Linked DNA regions of Homo sapiens: all the other regions are linked to region 1. A link is a contact called in ENCODE Hi-C or POLR2A ChIA-PET data. All regions are on one chromosome and are shown on one strand. The core of a region is the stretch at or near the end of the contact, and the rest is flanking DNA. Distances in the headings are between cores, read along the strand shown.

Region 1 (3,658 bases), core at 840-3,339:
TGTGACAACATAGATCTAATCTTTCTGGAGTAAGAATTCAAATGCAAATTTAAAACAATACTTGCAAATTAATGTTCAGTAAGAGATGAAGAAATGCTTTGCAAATAGTGAAATGGGAGGCAATCAAGGTAAAACCCCAATATGGCTTGTCCTGAGTTGCTTTAAAGGATGCAAAAAAAAGTGGCTTACATGTCTAAAAATTACTTAAACCTCCACTTCCTTCTACAAATTTCAGTTAATACAGAATAAGGGCATTTTATACTTGCCACTGTATTACAACGCAAGTGGCATAATAAATAAGTCCTAACTTTGTATCACGAACAAGCTAATGTAATAATGTACACACATCCTGTACTTGCTTCCCTCACGATTATCATAGCTAGGTAACAGCTGGCAATAAAATATGGAGGCAAGTTGAAGGCCCTGAATCATTTTCATAGTAAAAGGACAGCGGGGCAAGAAAAGAGCACATTCAAGTCAAGAGCTCAATGGGTTCCCACAACCCAGCTCTGCTATGCCTCAGTTCACGCTACTATTTTTACTACAAATCACCAAACAACAATACTATTACTAAGTGAATGCACCCGAACCAAAGAAACAGCCTATCCATAAACGTGCTGGCTTCCTTCACGTCCCAGCGCACCCTTCCACTCCCGACAGTTCAATGAGAATATCATCTCACGAAATGAGTAAGCACACACGCCATTCTACAACTTCGAGAGACATTCACAGTTCTTCCACGGCACACGCGAGAGCCACAGAAGCCGAGCAGTTCGCTGGCACTAAAACGGTGTCTTAATTTACAAGCAAAGCCGTCAAATAACCGTTCTGTAAGAAGACATTTCTGGTCCTCTAATAAGCTGGGGTCCAGCCCTACTGTACGCTCAAAGGCAGGCGACCCTATTCCCAAGCCCCTTACAGCTAAGACTTACGAGGGAAGCGACATTTACATCTGCACTCTCTCCGAATAAGTGCTCTTGGTATTCTGCCTTACGAGGGGACGCTGGCTACGTCTCCAAAACTTAGGCAGGCCGTTCCCCGAAGCTGGGGGATCCCACAGGACTTGTGCTTTCGGAGCCCGGGAGTGCGGTGCTGGGTGTTGGGGGAGGGGGGAGGAAGAAGTCAAATGGCTTCCTAATATATCATCAAAAGAAGAAAACACAGGTTTGGGACCAGGAAAAGTTCCAGGAGCAAGTCGCTGACAAACAAAAGCTGCACTCGCCCGGCCGCTTTCTTCTCGCCCCCAGCCCGCGCCCCGAGACCACCTGGCCCGGGCGTTTTGACAGCTCCGAGAGTTTCCCGAGCGCCGACGGCTCGGCGGTTCGCCCGGAGTCCGTCCGGGGACTACCTGGGCGCGCTCCGGGCTTGTTTTCTCAATGATCCAGCTAGGCCAAGACGCGGCTACGAGAAATTTCTCCAAAAGAAGAGTCGCGGAGAAGACCCAGTGAAAAGGCCCGACTGAAAAGTAAAGTGTGCGGAGCCGGGCGCCGGCGGGAGCCCGGGCGGGCGGCGCGGAGCGGGGGAGGCCGGGCGCGGGCGGCTACCGAGGGGCGCGGGGCCGGGGCCGGGAGCCGCCACCGCCCGCGGGCCCGCCCCGCCCCCACCCCGCCGGGGGGCGCCGGGGCGCGGAGGCCGCGGGGCGGGCGCCCGGTGACAGCTCCGGCCCGGCGCCGCCGCTGGCTCCCGGCCTGGCTCCCTCGCACTCAACTTACTTCTTTCTGGCTCTCTGGAAAGGGGAAGCGCCATCTTTGCGAGGCCGGCCCCGAGGTCTTTTGTCTGCGGCTGCGGGGCTCGGGGCCGGGGCTCCAGGCTCCTCGGGGGGTGGTGGCGGCGGCTGCGGCTGCTCCACGCTCTTGTCCTCCTCCGACGACATCCTAGTCACCAGGAAAGACACATGGATCCCGGTCCTCCTCCTGGGGGGCTCCCGCCGCCGCGGCCGCCGCCGCCGCCGCTGCTGCTCGGGTTCCTCCTCCCCGGCTCAGCCTCTCGCATTTCCCGCAGCCCCGGGAGCAGCAGCAGGTACCGGGAGAGGCGGCAACATGGAGCGAGCAGGACACGCACTCACACACATCGGCGCGGGCGCGCGCACCTCCGCGCGCAGGGGCCGGGCGGGGGGCGGCGGGCGGGGCGGGCGGTGCGGGGCGGGCGGGGCCGGCGGGTGCGGGCGGGCGGGGCAGCCGGGCGGGCGGGCGGCGTGAGGGGCGCCGGCCCCCGGGGTCTCCGCCCGCGGCCCCTCCCCCGAGCCGCCCGCGGCAGGAGGAGAAAGGGGCCCGGCGCGGGGAGGGCCGGCCGCGGGGCCCGGCGGGGGCGGCGAGGGGGTCGCGCCCCCGGCCGGCCGCCCCTCCCCCGCGCGTCAGGCCCGTCAGGCCCGGGCGGCGGCGGCGGCGAAGTTTTGACAGCTGCTCCAGTGGCGGCGCTGGGCGCCGGGCCGCGGCTCGCTCCTCACACTCGCTCTCTCACACACGCTCGCTCGCTCTCCCGGAGCAGGGGAGGAGGAAGTTTTGCGGGTGTGCTTGGACCCCACACACACGCCGCGCGACCGTGGCCGTCGCGCGAGGCCCGCGCCGGGGATCCCCCGGGGCGACCCGCACCACAGACCTCTCCAACTCGCAGCCGTCGCGCCCACACACCGCCGCCTCGACGGCCCCCGCCCGCTCCCCCACACTCGGCCCCTCGCCCGCCCCCCGCGCGCCGCCGCTGCCACTCACGGGCCTCGCTCCGCGCATGCGCCGCTCCCGCCGCCCGCGGACGCGCCGCCGCCGCTGACCTCACCGCCCCTCCCCCTCCCCCCCGGGTTCCCTCCCCCTGTGACGCGGCGGCCGGGCCCAGCCGCGACTCCGGCTCCGGCTCCGGCTCCGGCTCGGGAGGTAGCCAAGCTGTGGACCCAGAGATCCGGGATCGGGATCGGGGAACTGCGGGCGAGGGCGGGAGGGAGCCGCGGACACACGCCGAGGCGGCCGCGGTCGCCCGGCGCAGCCCGGCGCGAGGAGCAAATGTGCGCCCGCACGGCGAGGGCAGCCCGGGCTTCGCTGGTTCTCGCCGAGGTCTTTCCTCGTAGCGCCCACACTACGGGGAGGAAAAGGAATGGAGTCAACTTCGTTCGAATCCAACGCCAGTTAGTTTCCTTATTATAACGTCATTTTTTTTAATCCAGAAAAGGTTCATAAGGATGTAAGACGAAAAGAACGATGACAGCTCGAGAAATAAAACGGTTAGAGACAAAATAAGCCAATAAAAACCCAACCACTTGATTTTAACGTTCAGTGTGTTGTGATGAAGAGGCAAAAATCGAAGTACTTCTAAGCCACCTCTCATAATATGTAAAAATGGTAAAAAGAAAAATGGGGCTAGAATCCGCCTGAAAAATGCACTTTCTCAAGAAGGACAGTTACAAATATGGGATTCTGGATTTCTCAGGCTAATACCTAACACTTGGACGATGATCTATTCTGTGCTTTCCATTCACTATCGATTAGTTTATGAGAGTGAAAAAATTCTAGATTTGAATGGGGGGAAATAGTAAGACCTATCAACCATTTGTGAAGGATTGGGGTAAACTATCATTTAATAAGCATCTACTTTGGGCCTAGCGTTAAGAGGCACACTCTCATGTTGATTTCTTTTGATCTTCGCAGTGTAGTTTTAGTGTAAGGTAAAA
Region 2 (3,658 bases), core at 1,159-3,658, 4.5 Mb after region 1:
AAAATTGTTTTAAAGTATCTACTAAAGATGAACAAATGCACACTCTTTAACCTAGGGATTCCATTCCTAGGGCTATCCCCAACAGAAATGCACAAACATGTCCACCAAAAGCTATGTACAAAAAGTTCATAGCCAGCCCGGCGTGGTGGCTCATGCCTGTAATCCCAGCACTTTGGGAGGCCAAGGCAGGTGGATCACCTGAGGTCAGGAGTTCAAGGCCAGCCTGGCCAGCATGGAGAAACCCCGTCTCTAATAAAAATAGAAAAATTAGCTGGGTGTGGTGGTGTGTGCCTGTAATCCCAGCTATTCAGGAGGCTGAGGTAGGAGAATCACTTGAATCCCGGAGGCAGAGGTTGCAGTGAGCCGAGATTGTGCCACTGCACTCCAGCCTGGGAGACAGAGCGAGACTCCATCACAAAAAAAAAAAAAAAAAAAAAATATATATATATATATATATATACACACACACACACACACACACACACATATATACATACACATATATATACACATATATATATTCATAGCCAAAACCTAGAAACTACTGAAGTGCCCATCAACAGTAAAATGAAAAATAAATTGTGCTATAGTCACACAACTACTGCACCGAGAATGAATTATAACCACATACAACATGGAGAAATTTCACAAACATTGTACAAGAAACTGGACACAGAAGAGTATATACGGTAAGATTCCATTTACATAAAGTTCAAAACTAAGCAAAAACTAATCTATGATATTAGAAGCCAGGGCAACGTTTACCCTTGGTGGAGGAGAAAGTAATTGGAAGAGGGAAAGGAATCAGTCTCTGGGATCCTAGTAAAATTGTGTTTATTTATTTATTTTTTTATAATGGTAGAGATGGGGATTCACTATGTTGCCCAGGCTGACCAGTCTCAAACTCCTGGTGGATTCAGGAGTACACAGGCGTGTTTAGTATGAAATGATCTGAAGGGTACATGTATGATTACATGAACTTATCTCTGTGTATTTTAGCTTCAATTATAAAAATTACAACTAAATGTGTACCAAATTCCACTAACTCAAATTCCACCAGCTCAGACTTTATATGTCCTCTTTATTCAAAGTATGACTTCCAAAGTGATTCTCAATTTTCAAGATCAGTGAGTACACAAATTAGATAATTCTAAAGCAGAATTTTTTCACCTCAAACCAAGTGTGACTGAATCGTAGACAACTTAGGAGAGGCGTAAATATAAACATAAAAAATTGACATATTTTACAACAGTTATGAAAACACAGATAAACCCAATTACAATACATTCTAGAGCATCATGAAAAGATAAAAACATCAAAGTAGACTTTCCAAGGTCAAGTCCGCTTCCTGACTCCTGCCAACAGCACACATGGAACATGGGCCAAAAAAGAAGCTGCTTCCCTAAGAAGTTGCTTCCATAGCAAAATGGACTTTTGCTGAGGTCCTCACTCCCAAAAATAACCAATATTCTCATCCCAAACGGTAAGGTTTCGAACTCAACCCACGTGGGGGCTGGGGGAGATGAAAGAGGGATGGAAACGTGAGGCGCCAGGAGGGCAGGAGGTGTTGACCGGGACAAGGTAACCGGCCGGGTCCAAACGCGAGAGGCGGGCGGGCTCCGCGCAGCCCGGCCCTTCCCGGACCCGCCGGGCCCACCCAGGCTCTCCGGGACGCCTGCGCATCCACCTGCCTACCTGGCCTGGCGGCGGAGCGCGGGGGCGCGCACTGGCGGGGCCGCCGTCCACACCCCGAGGCGCGAGCCGCACACCCGCCCAGAGAGGAAGCCCCTGGGGTCCCAGAGCGCGGCGCGCACCGCAGCCCTCCCCGCGGGAAGGGAAGGGCAGCACCGAGGCCGCGGGGCGGGGGCGGGGTCGGGGCTCGAACGGAGGGAGCGCGAGGGGGCAGGGGAGGCAAGAGCGGAGCGGGGGGGCAGGCAGAGGAAGCGAAGGGGAGGGGAGGGGAGAGGAGAGGTGGGGAGGGAAGGGGAGGGGAGGGGAGAGGAGGGGTGGGGAGGGAGAGCGGCAGAGGCCGGGGCGGGAGGCGCGAGGCGAGGCCCGGAGGTGAGGGGTCCGGGGACCGGGGGCCCGGGGGCGGGGACGGAGGGCCCGGGCGGGCACGCGGGACTGTCAGGGCTGCCTCGGTCCCCACGCACCGTGGACTCCCGCACTTGGCTGTGGAAGTGCTGCTCCCGCGCCGACACCTCGTCCTGCCCTTCCATCCTCCTTCATGCCCGCCGCCGCGCCGCCCGCGTCCGCGTGCTCCGCCACACCATCGTCCGCCCGCCGCAGGGGCTCGGACAGCCGCGCCGGGGACCGGAGCCGGCACGGGCCCGCGAGCCGTGTTGGAACAGGTACCGCGACCACGACACCGGCCGTCGCCTCAGCAGCCTCAGACGAGCAGCTCTGACTAAGGGAGGGCGGGCGCCGCGCAGTCGGGGGCGGGGCGGGGGCGGGGCAGGGAGGGGAGGGGGCGGTGCAGGCATACGTCAGACGAAAGGCGCCGATGCGTCAGAAAAGCGCGCCTCGCGGTCTTCCGAGCTGCTGGGCCGGGAGGCGCTGAGGGGGCGGGGCCTTGAGGTCGCGGGGCGGGGCTCCGCCCACGCTCTCAGGGGCTACCCCAGTTAAGGAGGCGCTGTCCTGGCGTCGGATGGGGACGGGGAACGCGGCGAGGGCGCTGCGACCTCTGCCCACCTGGCCCGGCCGCAGTCTCGGAGTTCCTGTTCCTCACAGGAGCTAATTATTTATGACAGCTGCATGGTTCCCCTCCCCCAGTTACTCAGTGCTTGGCACTCGGCACCCCTTACTCAGCACTCAGTACCGCACTCGGCCTCAGGGGACCTGGGCAGAGGGAAGCAGGGAGTCTCCCGCGGAAACTCTTGCTCTGCCAAAGTAGGTTGAAAGGTCGGAAATCGGTGGTTTGGGGCCGGGCTTTGGGCGGAAACCCAGCTTCTCTGGGTCTGAGAAGGGTCTTGGGCTGCCCCACCTGGAAAACGCAGATAACCGAGCTCGCTAGACCCTTGCCAAGTCCTTCCGGTAGCTCGGTCACTAGGGTCAGTTTTATGACTCTCAGTGGACCCTAAACAGCACGTAATATATGTATTTTTCACCGCCAAATATATCAAACACAATAATTCACCCTCCGTTCCCTATTATCTTTCTTTTTGTTATAAAATTTGAATTTAAGGGAATGTTTATAATTTTACCTTAGGATTTATTTGGCTACGAGGAAGTCATTTAAATTGCTAGTGGCTGCGATTTTTGTTTTTGGCATCTTTGAGAATTCTTAGGAAGTGTGAAAATCTACAAATTGCTTTCAAATGTCATTTAGTTTTTGTTTTTGTTTTTTTTTTTTTTGAGACAGAGTTTCACTCTTGTCGCCCAGGCTGGAGTGCAATGGCGATCTCTGCTCACAACAACCTCTGCCTCTTGGGTTCAAGTGATTCTCCTGCCTCAGCCTCCCGAGTAGCTGGGATTACAGGCGCCCGCCACCACGCCCAGCTAATTTTTGTATTTTTAGTAGAGACGGGGTTTCACCACGTTGGCCAAGCTGTTCTTGAACTCCTGACCTCAGGTGATCCGCCCACCTCGTCCTCCCAAAGTGCTGGGATTACAGGCCTGAGCCACCGCGCCCGGCCGTTGTTTAGATTTTTATGAATCT
Region 3 (3,658 bases), core at 602-3,101, 3.7 Mb before region 1:
GGAAACAAACAATACAGGGAAGGTTGACCCACTCAGCCCTTCTATTCAGCTGGAGGAAGTCACAGAAAAGGAGGCTATATTGAATGGTAAGATTGGAGAAGACTGGTTAGGGAATAGGAAGATAAGCTGTTGTCTAAAAAACGCAGTCTCCAGTAAAAGGAAGAAATTGGGACATTTTTTTAAAACCCCACATAGGTACACTGGAAAACATGGGCCACAGGGATAAACCTTCCATTTTTACTTCCAACCTTACCATGTGCTCACAAAAAAAGGTGTTAAATACATGTAAGTTTTGACGAGGTTATTTAAAAGTGTAGGATATAAACCAAGAATTTTTCACACCCCAAAACCCCGCACAAATTAAGGGATTACATATCTGAGTGACAAGTACATACAAACGCATTACTTCTAGAGATACTTAGATGTAGATAAAAGACCACATTTCAATAGAAGGATCACACAGACCAGTGGGATGTTTCTTCTGAGATAACCCACTTTATGCAGGAAACAGTGTGGACTCTGGGGACGGCCTCTGCTCTGGCTGAGGATTTCTGTCCCAGAGCGGTACAGGAATCTGCGTAGTGTTTTAGTTTGGAGAAAACAGGAAGTTACACTCATCACATCTTTTGCCCAGATGATAGAATTCGAAATCCCCCCGGGGTTGTTCATGGAATGAGCCGCTCTGTTATGTTGTGAGCCGTGGTATTAATCAGCCACCCCTCACTAGGTGTTGGGGTTCCACCACGCTTCCTCCACCCCCCGTCACCACAGCAGCGGGTAGTATTTAGGTTGAATATTCCAAATAGTCAATTATGACAGTTAATTTCAAATGAGATGACTTCGAAGTACACGTGAAAACAATACTATTTTATATCACGACTCATGCCATCCGTATGTGTAATCAAAGCCTTCTAAGTCTTGATATGTCCTTACAAAGACGAAGGATAGAGTGAATGTCAAAATTTGCCAAACAGGAGTTACTGAAAGTCTGAAGGGGAAAGCCTAGTTAGGTTTTATCTTAGAAGTGATTTTTAAAACGAAACACGCAGATAAGCTCGAGCTTTCTGGAGCCGATTCCTAAGGCCTTGCAGGTGGTAAGGGGGTCGAGAATTGGCTGAGGTTCCTCGGAAGTCCGCGCCGATTCGGAGGGCCACCTCTGACTTTCTGATCTGGGGTGCAACCCCCAGTCCCTGTCCCGGTCGACAAAGGTGTGGAGTCAGGTTCCAGGCAAGCTGGGGGTGGGGGTGCGCACAAGGGAGGGGCAGGGGACTGGGACCCCCTCTTCTTCGGGGTGCTTCGGGCCGTTTCTCCAGAGGCTGGTGGTGTCCCCGACCCAAGCAGCTCAGCCCCGCTCGCGAGGTCCGAAGTGGCGGGAACGGGTCCTCCGCGGCGGTCCCAAGGCGAGGGAGGCTGTAAAACCTGGCAGAGAATCCGGCGCGCCGGGTCGGGGATGTCTCGGGTGCCGGGGGCAGGGGCCGCAGGCTCGCAGGTAGAAGCTTCCCCACGCGAGCGGGGGCCTCGGCCGCGGAAGGGGCGCCCCCGGGGCCGCCGGCAGCGGCGAGCGGGCGGGAGGGAGCTTTCCGGGCCCCTCCCGCGCCTCGGGCTGGCGGGGCGATGGCGACGACGGTTTCCCGGCTCCCCCGCCCCGGACGCCGATGGCGGTGCGTTCCGGCCCTCCCCCAACAGCTTCTCCCCCGCGGTCGCCGGAGCCGGTGAGGCCGAGAGGGCGGGGAGCCGCGCAGGGAAGGCGAGAGGGCGGAGGTTGCGTGGTGCAGGCGGCGGCGGCGGGAGGAGGAGGGCCGGGCGGGCAGGGGAGGAGGAGGAGGCGGGCGCCGTGTCGCACGCAGCTCCAGGCGGGGCAGCCCCGGTAGCTGAGGGACGCAGCTAGACCTTGGCGGGACGGGGCTTTCGCCGGGGCCCAGGCCCAGGGACCAGGCGGAGGCGTCGCGGGAGCCTTTGGGGCACCACAGAGATGCGGGTGAGTGTCGGCAGCCGCCGGGGCCGAGAGGAGGTGGCGGCGGCGGCGGCGGCGCAGGCCCGGCCCCGAGCCGCGGTGTCGCAGTGACTCGGGCCGCGACGGCCGAAACCAGGCGCCTGGCGAGGCCTGAGCCGCCGAAACGCGGCCGGGCAGAATGGCGGCCGGGCCGGGGGACTCGTGGGCGGAGGACGCCGAAGGTGGCAGAGGAGCGAGCGGGGCCGGGCCCTGAGTCACCCCGGACGGGCCGGGGCGGCCAGGCCTGGACTACGCACTGGGAAAAAGCACGATTCATCGCGCCTGGAGGCGGCGGCCTGGTGGCGCCGGCCCCTTTCCCCGCCGCGACCGGGCTGGGTTCTCGGAGGGTGGGCCGACGTGTGGCCCGGGGCGGCTCGGGCGTCCGCGCCTCGCCTGGTGAGGCGACCTCCGCGGGACGCCGGGACCCGTGCCCTTGCCCCCTCGCGCCCACGCTTCTTCCCGGCGCTGCTTTCCGGCCGACGCGTGTTCCCCTGTGAGCTCTGGGCTCAAGCGCAGGAGCAGCCGCGGAGCCGGGCTCTCTCGCTTTCCGGTTCCCTGCCCGCGGCTCTCGGGTTCCCCGCCTGCATTGTTGCGAACGTGCAGGGCGCTATTATTGGGTAACAGTCGCCCTTTTGCCCCGTTCTCCTGGGAGAGCGGGCCGGGGCATGCGCGCAGGGATGCTAGCCCGGCGGCCGAACCGGACAGAGCCCCCCGGCGCCCGCCTATCGCTCGCTAGTCGGGCCGGGCCCTGCGCTGCGGCCTCGGCGCGCCCCCGGTCCCAACGGGAGCGCGCGCCCTGACCCTGAGGGTAGCCGTGCGCCCGCCAGGCCGCTGGGACTTGGGGTCCCCAGACTCGGGGGTCGTCGCTTTTTTTTCCCTTAAGATCTGAAAGACCCCCGTTTCTGCCACCCGTGCAGTATTGTGTAGCGCAGACATAAGATAAGAAAGAGAGGAATGCTTGTAGACATTCCTTGAAATGAATCCCCAAAGTTAGGGTTTTCTCCCTGGCTGGCTTTGCCAAAAAGAGGATTCTCTTTTCCGATTGGGTCACTCTTGGTTGCTTCTGGTTCGTAGTAGGGGTTAGTGGTAAGTGCGCAAATACTGAATTGCAGTCTACTTAAATATTTGTTTGCTCTGTGTAATTGCTCTTTCCTGTAGTAGCATTAAAATCGTCAAAAGTTCTGAGTGGAGTAAACGATCACACTTTTTGGAATGCACTTAACGAAGCGGCAGAAGAGGAACTAGATTCCTTTTTTACTTCAAGCCATGAGCTTCTAGGACCTAAGCATAGCTTAACGCCTCGCAGAAGTGTGTGCAGTTTTAAGTTTAACACTTCATTTCATGGTGCACCCGAAAATGTACCCGATTTTCTGAAATCCTGGAGAGTGTATTACGTAGTAAAATATGTAATGATGTTTAAAATGTAAAACCAGTCATTCTGTTTGAAAAAGATATTTGGAGATGAGATTTTTCTTTGTTTAAAGAAGGTTTGTTTTTGGATATTGAAAAATGTTTTACTTGAAGGTTCTATTTGTTGTTTTCCATGGTGAGTCGAAATAGTTGCGTTACATTTCAAATTCCAAAGCATGCAAACACAAGACTGGCTCGCTTTAACTCTATTAATGCCCATTTTTGGAGGTTTCAGGAGAGTGTTCCTTAAGCTTG

The links. A loop is a pair of places that touch in the nucleus more often than their neighbours do. ChIA-PET counts read pairs that join two places held with the same protein, here RNA polymerase II (POLR2A). Pooled maps may share reads with other maps.
Region 2: a pooled map shows a loop between it and region 1 (11-fold over the local background). The contact joins the promoter of LMBR1 here to the promoter of KMT2C in region 1. A Hi-C loop is called at or near these places in 1 of 37 single-sample maps with no recorded cell type and 5 of 50 pooled maps. POLR2A ChIA-PET finds 5 or more read pairs at or near these places in 1 of 52 experiments (BJ).
Region 3: a pooled map shows a loop between it and region 1 (15-fold over the local background). The contact joins the promoter of CUL1 here to the promoter of KMT2C in region 1. A Hi-C loop is called at or near these places in 1 of 37 single-sample maps with no recorded cell type and 8 of 50 pooled maps. POLR2A ChIA-PET finds 5 or more read pairs at or near these places in 1 of 52 experiments (CD8-positive, alpha-beta memory T cell).

The regions. Positions count from the first base shown.
Region 1 is chr7:152,433,914-152,437,571 of GRCh38, forward strand. It overlaps KMT2C (lysine methyltransferase 2C), which reads right to left and starts at 2,090. Exons shown (of 59, transcript NM_170606.3): 1 at 1,713-2,090. The coding sequence starts at 1,873. It also overlaps the pseudogene FABP5P3. RefSeq lists enhancers at 157-206, 517-586, 1,057-1,106, 1,147-1,376 and silencers at 1,857-1,916, 2,297-2,346, 2,437-2,726, 2,767-3,106.
Region 2 is chr7:156,890,775-156,894,432 of GRCh38, forward strand. LMBR1 (limb development membrane protein 1) reads right to left here and starts at 2,409. Exons shown (of 17, transcript NM_022458.4): 1 at 2,154-2,409. The coding sequence starts at 2,219. It overlaps LOC102723795 (a long non-coding RNA gene), which reads left to right and starts at 2,624. Exons shown (of 4, transcript XR_928253.3): 1 at 2,624-2,889. RefSeq lists silencers at 1,501-2,000, 2,051-2,630.
Region 3 is chr7:148,697,052-148,700,709 of GRCh38, forward strand. CUL1 (cullin 1) reads left to right here and starts at 1,852. Exons shown (of 22, transcript NM_003592.3): 1 at 1,852-1,978. RefSeq lists silencers at 707-766, 1,427-2,456, 2,757-2,856 and enhancers at 1,037-1,086, 2,154-2,879.